3 separate regions of the Homo sapiens genome follow, and all the other regions are linked to region 2. A link is a contact called in ENCODE Hi-C or POLR2A ChIA-PET data. All regions are on one chromosome and are shown on one strand. Each heading gives the region's core, a stretch centred on a gene start or an enhancer-like site at or near the end of the contact. The rest is flanking DNA. Distances are from core to core; before and after follow the strand shown. Region 1 overlaps ME3 (malic enzyme 3). Region 2 holds the start of ME3 (malic enzyme 3). Region 3 overlaps ME3 (malic enzyme 3).

Evidence for each region. A loop is a pair of places that touch in the nucleus more often than their neighbours do. ChIA-PET counts read pairs that join two places held with the same protein, here RNA polymerase II (POLR2A). Pooled maps may share reads with other maps.
Region 1: a loop to region 2 is called in a map with no recorded cell type, with 2.5 times the contacts of the local background. The contact joins the enhancer-like site here to the promoter of ME3 in region 2. A Hi-C loop is called at or near these places in 1 of 37 single-sample maps with no recorded cell type.
Region 3: a map of endothelial cell of hepatic sinusoid shows a loop between it and region 2 (3-fold over the local background). The contact joins the enhancer-like site here to the promoter of ME3 in region 2. A Hi-C loop is called at or near these places in 1 of 168 maps with a recorded cell type or tissue (endothelial cell of hepatic sinusoid) and 3 of 50 pooled maps. POLR2A ChIA-PET finds 5 or more read pairs at or near these places in 3 of 52 experiments (A673, OCI-LY7 and Panc1).

The regions. Positions count from the first base shown.
Region 1 is chr11:86,550,141-86,552,840 of GRCh38, forward strand. All of the region lies in intron 4 of ME3 (malic enzyme 3), which reads right to left. Among named protein-coding and RNA genes, the nearest start is that of ME3, 120 kb to the right of the region's middle. Within about 2 kb of position 1,336, at least 10 of the 41 ENCODE cell types and tissues checked have a DNase peak (open chromatin) inside an H3K27ac peak, as active enhancers do.
Region 2 is chr11:86,671,223-86,673,922 of GRCh38, forward strand. It overlaps ME3 (malic enzyme 3), which reads right to left and starts at 1,394. Exons shown (of 15, transcript NM_001161586.3): 1 at 1,102-1,394; 2 at 540-736. The coding sequence starts at 722.
Region 3 is chr11:86,576,822-86,579,648 of GRCh38, forward strand. The region is part of intron 2 of ME3 (malic enzyme 3); the gene reads right to left. Among named protein-coding and RNA genes, the nearest start is that of ME3, 94 kb to the right of the region's middle. Within about 2 kb of position 1,435, at least 26 of the 41 ENCODE cell types and tissues checked have a DNase peak (open chromatin) inside an H3K27ac peak, as active enhancers do; they include Panc1, where a contact is called at or near this core.

The DNA.
Region 1 (2,700 bases), core at 86-2,585, 120 kb before region 2:
GTTTAGTGCACAGCCGGGACTGAGAATTGGTGCTCTAACTAGACCCTTTTAATTTTACAGGTGGGGAAATTTAGGTTTGGCTGCATAATATTACCATGGATCACTTAAAAATCTATTTCTAACTTGTTTATAGAATTTGGGTTACTAGATCATAAAATGTTAGAGCTAGAAGAGATCACGGAAGCCATGCAGCAGAACCCTACCACTGTTACTACAGACTAATGAGCTAAGTGACTTGCCTAAGGAGTTGTAGCCAGAAAGGGGATGATTGAGGGCAAGAACCCAGATCTCCTGACTCCTAATCCAGTGCTCTCCCTATAACAGCCAAGGACAAGGGACTAAAAGGGCCAGATGAGAGGTTAACCAGAACCGGCTGCAGACCTTGTACACAGTCTACTCAAGGACGCCTTTCCAGCAGCACAGCTGAAAGTTTCGCAGCAGAGTCTGGGTGAAATTGGAATGTCAAGCAGTCTTGGCCAAAGGAATCAGTGCTTTGGTGCCCTGAGATTGGGCAGAAGGCTGGTTTGATGATGCTAGTCCTTGCTTTCTGCTTGCCTCCCAATTTTGCTGGGAGTATGTGTGTGTGTGTTTGTGTGTATTCCCAACCAACGGACACCTGGGTTGGAACTGTGTTGTGATGTGCTCAAAAACCATGCCCTGGGTGTCAGGGATCTCTCCATTTACTGGGGCAAGGTTGTCTTTGTTTTCCAGAGTGGCTTTGATCAAAGTGTTGGCATTCATTGGTCTTGTGTACAGCTGGAAATGGGCTCCAGTGGGTATTTAGGAAGCAGAGGTGTGTAATTCATGTCCCAGGGGTCCCTCTGGGTGTGTGTGCACATGCATGTGCATGTGGGGGTTGCCGGTGGGCTGGTGGAGGTGGTTGAAGACAAGAAGGTTCCAATGCAAGAAAATGAAGCATACCAGACATATTGAGCGGGAAGTAGGAAACTCCAAGGAGGTAAATGTGAACCTTAACCATATCCTCTTATGGGTATGGGGTGAGAGGGAAGAAGAGATGAAAAAGTAATACCCCTCCTTTAAGCTTATGAGGAAGTTTACAATTGATAAAGCATGTTCACATGCGTTTAGCCCTTCTGACCCTCATAATGATGCCACAAGGTGGATAGTTCCTGTGATCCGAGCTTGGAGCTGTGGAGTAGCTCCAAGGCCACATGGTATTTAGATAAGGGGGCTGAACCACTACCTCTGACTCCAGCCCAAGTGCTCTGTCCAACATGATATAGTATGTTTCCCAAGTGTGAGAGTGTGTGTGTGCACCCATGTGTGTGCCCCTCCTGGGTGCAGACTTATCTGGCAAGGGAGTTTAAGTGAAGGCCAGAATGATGTGTCATGTTTACCAGGGCCAACCAGAAGCTGGACTATGAATTCAGGAACAACACAGGAAATTGGCTCTTGGTCAGCTGTGATGTCTTAGATAAGTCAGCTTTCGTTTTCATCTCAGTGAAATAATAAGCACCTCAAGGAGTTGTTATAGGGCTCAACAATAATGCACACAAAATAGCTAGACCAGGGCCCACCATGGGAAGTACATGCATTCAATAAATGGTAACTCTTAATATCCTGTATGTATGTTATTGGCCAGTGTGCAGAAGACCACCTATTTGCAGATAAGAAAGACAGCAGCTTGGCTCAGGGCCAAGGGCTGCTGGCTTTGTCCAAATACATCTTCAGGTACTTTCCACAGAGCTTCCGACTACATAAAACCAAGTCCCACTTCCCAGCCTCACCTTTCTAACTCATCACAGCCCGATCTCTGATTCCTCACACATACTTGCTAATGATTTGCTAGTTAAGTGCAAGTACAGATGATTTCAGGTCTGAATCAAACAACAGAGTGTGGCGGTACTTCAGAGGACTGGGGTGGCCTCAGCAGGTTTACAGTGTGTATTCTTGGGTGGGGTGACTGAGTAGATGACAACTCCTGGGGTCCTGGGTCAAACAGATCACAGCTGCTGAGCTCCTACTAGGGCCAGGCCCTTTACATTTGGAATCTCATTGAATCCTCCCAAGCAGCCATGTGAATAAGTGTTATTTCCATTTCACACATGAGGAGGCTGAGGAGGTGCTAAATTAATTGTCAAAAGTCATCAGGAGCTGAGATTCAAGGCCAAGCCTGCCTGGCTTCAAAGTCCGTGCTGCTTCTACTACCTACAACCCAGCCCTCTGACAAAGACGCTCCTTTGACCAAAACTTTAGTTGGGCTCCTGAGTCCCCTCTGACTAGATCAGACATTGGGCTTCCCTCCCTGTCCTTGTAGAATCCAGTGTGAGCAAGAATCCTGCTAAGTCGGTTTGGCCAAAATCCTCCACCTGCCTTTGGTAACTTGCCACCCTTGTTATCTCAGGACCCTGGTCCGCCTTCAGCAATAATCCCATCCTGTCAATTTAACCAGAAACCCCTTATTCTTGATGTTTCCTCCTAGTAATTATCCAAGCACCGCCCCCCATGCTGTTCCTGGGTTATAAATCCCCATTTGTCCTTACTGGAGTCAGAGTTGAGTCCAATCTCTCCCTCACTGCAAGACTCCTCTGCCATAGTTCAAAATCTATCGTAGTCCTCTGCCCTCCAGCTCCTGAATAAAGTCTGCCTTACCATCTTTAACAAGTGTCATAATGTTTTCTTTCAGACCTCCATCACCCATACGGGTTGGACCCTACACCAAAGCTGGGAAATGTTAGG
Region 2 (2,700 bases), core at 144-2,643:
TTCTATAAGTCTAGACTTTTCCATCCTTGCTCTCAAATTAATCTTTTTCTCAGAATAATAATCATAACCTTATTTATTCTCCCACTGGGTACCAGGCACTGTTCTAACGTACCCCCATTTTCTACCCGCATTTTCTCTTTAGATCTCACGACATTCCTAAGACAATTATATCTCTTTTACAGATAAGGAAACCTAGGCTCATGTAGGTTAAATGAACTGCCCAAGACCAATAAAATTAGTAAGCATCAAGGGGAGAGCTGACCGCAGGTCAGACTGACCGCGAGGATCTAAACCTGGTCTGTGTTGTTACTGCAGAAGAAATTAGGCTCCCTGCATTACTGGTCGCCTCTCTCCACGCATAAAAGGGAGAGGAGGGACAAGAAAGCCAAACCAAGTCACAACAAGCCCCTGCAAGGCAAAAACAGAAAAACCGCTGGAAGGGCGCCCGGGAGGATCCTTTCTGGGTCCAGGGGGCGGGGCGCAATTTTCCGGCAGCCACGGGATCGCAACGCGGGCCGTCCTGCCCTCTGGCCCATTACCTTGTTGAGATGAGGGTTCCTGGTGACATCGTATCCGCGCTTCTTCAGGGGCACAGGGCGCGCCGGGCCAGGCTTGGAGTGGCAGCCTTGGGCGGGCGCGGTGGGTGTCCAGCGCGGGAGGGCGCCGCAGGCCCGGCCCGGCCAGGGAGCCAGCCGCGTGCCTGTCCCCAGCGCGGCACCCATGGTCCTTGGCAGACCTGGCACGGGAGAGAAAGCAAGGTCAGGGCCTCCTTCCAGCCAGCCAGGACCCACGCGCGCTGCGGGGCACCGGGCCTGATCCGGGGACGCGCCCTCTGGGAGAGGGCAGGTGCTCCCAAAGGGTTAAATGTTCCAGCCCCCGCCACTCCTCGGCTGCCACCTGCTCGGCTCCGCGCGGGGCGCCAGGCCTAGCCAAGAGCCAGGCAAAGCGAAACCAAGCCCTGGAAGCAGATCCGGTGCGGGTGACAGCCGGCGCCACCCCTGCCCCCATCCCTGTGAAAAAGAGGCGACTGCGCGGCGAGGGGTCCCCGTACCCCTAATCCCGCGTGGTGGCTTGCCTCGGTCCTCTCCTTCCCTGGCCCACCTGCGCTGCTCGGGGAGCTGAGGTCTACGCGGTCCCGCTGCGGAGCAGGCGGGGTGAGGAGCTGCGGTCTGTGAGTCCTCTCCCGCCAATGGGTGGACCGCGCTGGCGGCCGCGAGCTCGCGGAGCTGGTGAGTTCCTCAAAGAGCGGTCCCACAACCTTTGTTCTCAGTGCCTGGCTTCCCCTGAGGACGCGCGTGGGGCGCCTCAGCACTGCGTGCACGTGGTTTTCCCCAGTGACAAGAAGCAGCTCAGAATGCCCGCCTGAGACTCTCCATCTTGGCAAGACTAAATGCACAGAGGGGGATTTGCGTTTGGGGGTCAGCATATCCTCGCACTCTCCCAACATTCGGGGAAGGGCGTGCCTTCAGGATTTGGAGTAGAAATCCTCAGGCATTCGGTGCTCAGTGTTGCCTTGTGCTGTCCAATATAATAGCCATTCGCCACGTGTGGCTATATAAACGTAAATAAATTAGTCTATATAGAATAAAATTTAACATCCAGTTCTGCAGTCACGCTAGCCACATTTCCAGTTCAAGAGCCACTTGTATGCAGATACAGAACATTTCTGTTTTTGCGGATACTTCTATTAAGCATCATTGACATAGGAGCCACAGTTACTAAGAGGACTTCTGAGGACCCCATGGAGTTTGCCATGGGTTATTGGGGCCAGACAGGGATCTTGGGGTCCATCTAGCCCCAAACTTAATTTTATACTTTCTCCACACAGTAGTCAGGAGATTCCTTTTAAAGCAAACACTTTGTTGTGTGTGGAATAAAATCCAAACTTTCAGGGCCTACAAGATTTCCCATAAACTGGCTCTTGCCAGCCTCTTCAGACTTATCCTACTCTACTCTTTCCTTCTCACTGATCTCTGGCCATACTTGATCCTTCCTGTGTCTTCACCCCACTTGGTTCCCTCCCACTGCAGGGCCTTTGCACTTGCTATTGCCTCTCCTTGGAAGGCTCATACTCCAGCCTTGCAAACCACTACTTCATTCCCACCTCTCAGTTCTCCACTAAGTTGTCAACTCGAAGGCCTTTCCTCTATCCCATTCAATGTCAGCCTGCACTAGGAACTATAGAGTGAAGGGGTTTTTCTCTTTAGAGAACTTAACACAGTCAGTAGCGCGCTTGTTTTTCTGATTGTTTACTGACTATCTCCTGTCTAGAATGTAAGCTTCATGAAGAGAGGCTCTTTGCCTGTGAACCTGTGTGTCCTCACTGCCTAGCTCACTGCCTGGTATGTAGTTGCACAATAAATAGTTGTTAGGTGAAGGGAAGTGGCAGCCACTTTCATAAGGATCGTGAACCCTTAGACTTACTGACAGACAGTTGGCACGGTCCTCTGCTGACACCCCTTCAAAGCTCCCGGTGCCAGCATTAGCCCCGTTGTAAGTACCAAGCAGACATCATGGCCCATAATGTGCTAAGGGGTGCTCCTGCCTGAGTTCAGGATTCCCTCATCCCTTCAGGAATAATCGTCTCCTCCTGCAGTCTCTCTCCTCCCTGTGTAATATCTAATTTTCAACTTGAATGATCTACGTAAAATAGTTATTTCCAAAACAGAATTACAATTACCTGGTAGGAAATAAGGATGG
Region 3 (2,827 bases), core at 185-2,684, 94 kb before region 2:
AAAGCATCCCCAGAAACTGGCAGTTATGCTGGGGAATCAGAGAACCTATGTATTTTTAAATTCCCTTAGCTGGCTCTGATTCTATTCAAATTTGGAAACTGCTAGGCTGCATCTTTTCTTTACCTGAATGTTAAGCTCATTATGTTCCAAACCCAATTCTGCCATCTTTCCTTTCAAATAATCAGCCAAGTCCCCTGGATTCCTGTTGTGGTAGAAGCAGGATGGAAAGCTTCTTATCTCATCACTCTTTGGGCAGGATTTCCCCCTCCCCTGTTCCCATTCTAAAGCCTGTTTTCACCTTCAATGGACACAACTGTGCTTTAGGAAACAAGCAAATGACCCAATATCATTTAGAGAAACAAGGTTACTCAGACAGCACTGAGTCCATTTTGACCCAGATCATTGCCAAAGAGATTGCACAGATAGGGGATCAGAAAAGCAAAGCTGAGGAGGGCCTTGGAGTCACATGCACACACCTCCTAGGGTCCTCACAGCACTCTGCTGAATGAGAATGAGAAGACTGCCAACCCCAACCTTAGATTTCTGGAGGTTCAGGCTGCTTTCCTAAACACTGTCTTCCTCCATGGAAGAGTGGAAGTTCTGCAGCCTGTTTATTCATTCACTTGTTCATTCAACAAATGTCGGGGGCCTCTTCTGTTCTGGGTGCCTTGCTAGATGCTAGGGCTGCCACTACTTTCCTCACACAGCTCCTAAAACCTCACTTGGCACAGTGTTGGTATTAAGTTGGTGCCTCCTGCAGCATATTAACCAAAATGAAGAATTTCCCATTCCAGGGGAAGTGAAAGGAATCATAACTTTTTAAAAAATGAGCTCATTTTTATATTCTATGTTATTAACTCAAGTGCTTTATAAAAATAAAATTCATTACACAAGTGTCTATATGCCTTGCCCAATATCTTTGCCAATGATAAATAATATCTTGCATATTTTTACTGCTTCGTTGTTTCTAAAATGCTCTCATATGGCTTACGTCATTTGATCCTAGACAGGCTGGTTTTATTATCCCCATTTATAGGAGGAAATATCTAGGCTTAGATGGGTCAATGACATGTCAAGGGTGTGTGGCTAGTAAATGCCATACAACAACATTTGAGAATAATGGCTATTTCAATTGTTTTGCTATTGAAAGATTAGTTTTTGCGAAGTTGTTGGATAAGAACCAGCGTGGAAGAGATTCCATTTCTTTTCAAGAGAAATTTCATATCTGCTCCTGAAATACTTGGTGACTTTAGGATTTTGTCCATCCCGACCGAACAAGGGAACAGAGGTGGATAGTTGGAAAGATTATGAATCACTCTCTTGGCAAAATTCCCTGTGTTATTCTGAATGTTTCATGACCCTCTCTTCCCAAGAGACTATTATTTAAAATTTAAATAATACTGTTCTTGGCACCCTAATGGCCCTCTGAGTCAGCTGGACTGCAACAAAGTAATAGCAGAGGAAGGTTACAGGCAGGGGAGCAGCAGAGAACAAGGGAAGTAGCCTCTTTCCTCCAGCAACACAACAGCACTTTGATGGACTCAGCTTGGGAGGACTGGGTCAAAAGATGAACTGTGACCAGAAGGAAGAAAACAAACAGACACACTTTGGGAGGGTCTCAGAATAGGCACTGTACATGCATTCCTGGTGCGTGCGAATAAGTGGGCGGGGTGCCAGAACTGGACACGAGACAACCAAGGACAAGCTCATCTGACAGGGCAAGTGTCCAACAGATGGCTGTTAACCTGTTCCAGCCCTAATATGAACCAAATCCTCATTCTCCTGGGCTTCAGTCTCAACTCTGCCACCTTATCAGGTGAACCAGGAAGGAAGTCATTTTGTCCTGAAGAAAGTGGACCATTGTGGTGCACAGGAGATCACAGCGATCAGTCACCCTCTCTGTCTTGACACCAAGAAGCAGGAGTTCCAAAATCCAGAGGCCATTTTGGACTGAATTTGTAACAACTGTTTACACTTCACTGCTTTGTTAGGGTCTACAAAGCAGTTTTATTTGCTATGATAGTAGTTCTGAAACTTTGCTACTCATTAGAACCACTGCCCTATGTGGTAGGCTGTCAAAGTGTCATTCCCATTTTGCAGATAGGAAAGTTGAGGCTGAGAGAGTTCAATGATTTGCCTAAAATCATGGCTCTAGCAAGTTCTAGAAATGAGACTTGAATTTTGAGTTCTATTTCACCTTGTTGGCTCATTAATTCATTCATATTAAATGAATTATTCATTTAACAAGTATGTTTTGAGTACCAGCTCTGTACTAGGCATTAGATATACATTAAGAGACTAAATATATATAGCCCCTGCCTTCACTGAGTTTCAGTCTAATGATCTTTTCATTTGAACCGGTATTCTTTATACCCTTTCATATTTCAGAATTAATTTCAAATTATGTAGGCTGGTTTCGTGCCCAGCAGACTCAATGCTCAGCAGAATAGCACAAGTGGTACATTTACTAGAGCTCAGGTGTGCAGGTCCAAACTTGCCCATGAGAGGCAGTGGGCCACAGAGAAGGGAGATCAGGCCTTGGAGTTGGTGTTCCTGGCTTCAAATAATGTCTCTGCTCCAACTGGCCATGTGATCACAGGGAACTTTCTAAAGTTCTCTCTCTGTTCTCAGTGTCCTCAGTGGGGGACTGAAGATCATAATAGCCAAGCTCCCTGAGTGTCATGTGTCTAGCTACTGGCTGGAACATCTGAGGCTCTCACTAAACACAGCTGTGACCAGGCCATTACCAGATGCTGAGTACTGTGGAGAACAACCGATTCATGAACCTGGTGTTTCTGAGAGGCACAGCAGCCTAGGAATGTCCTTA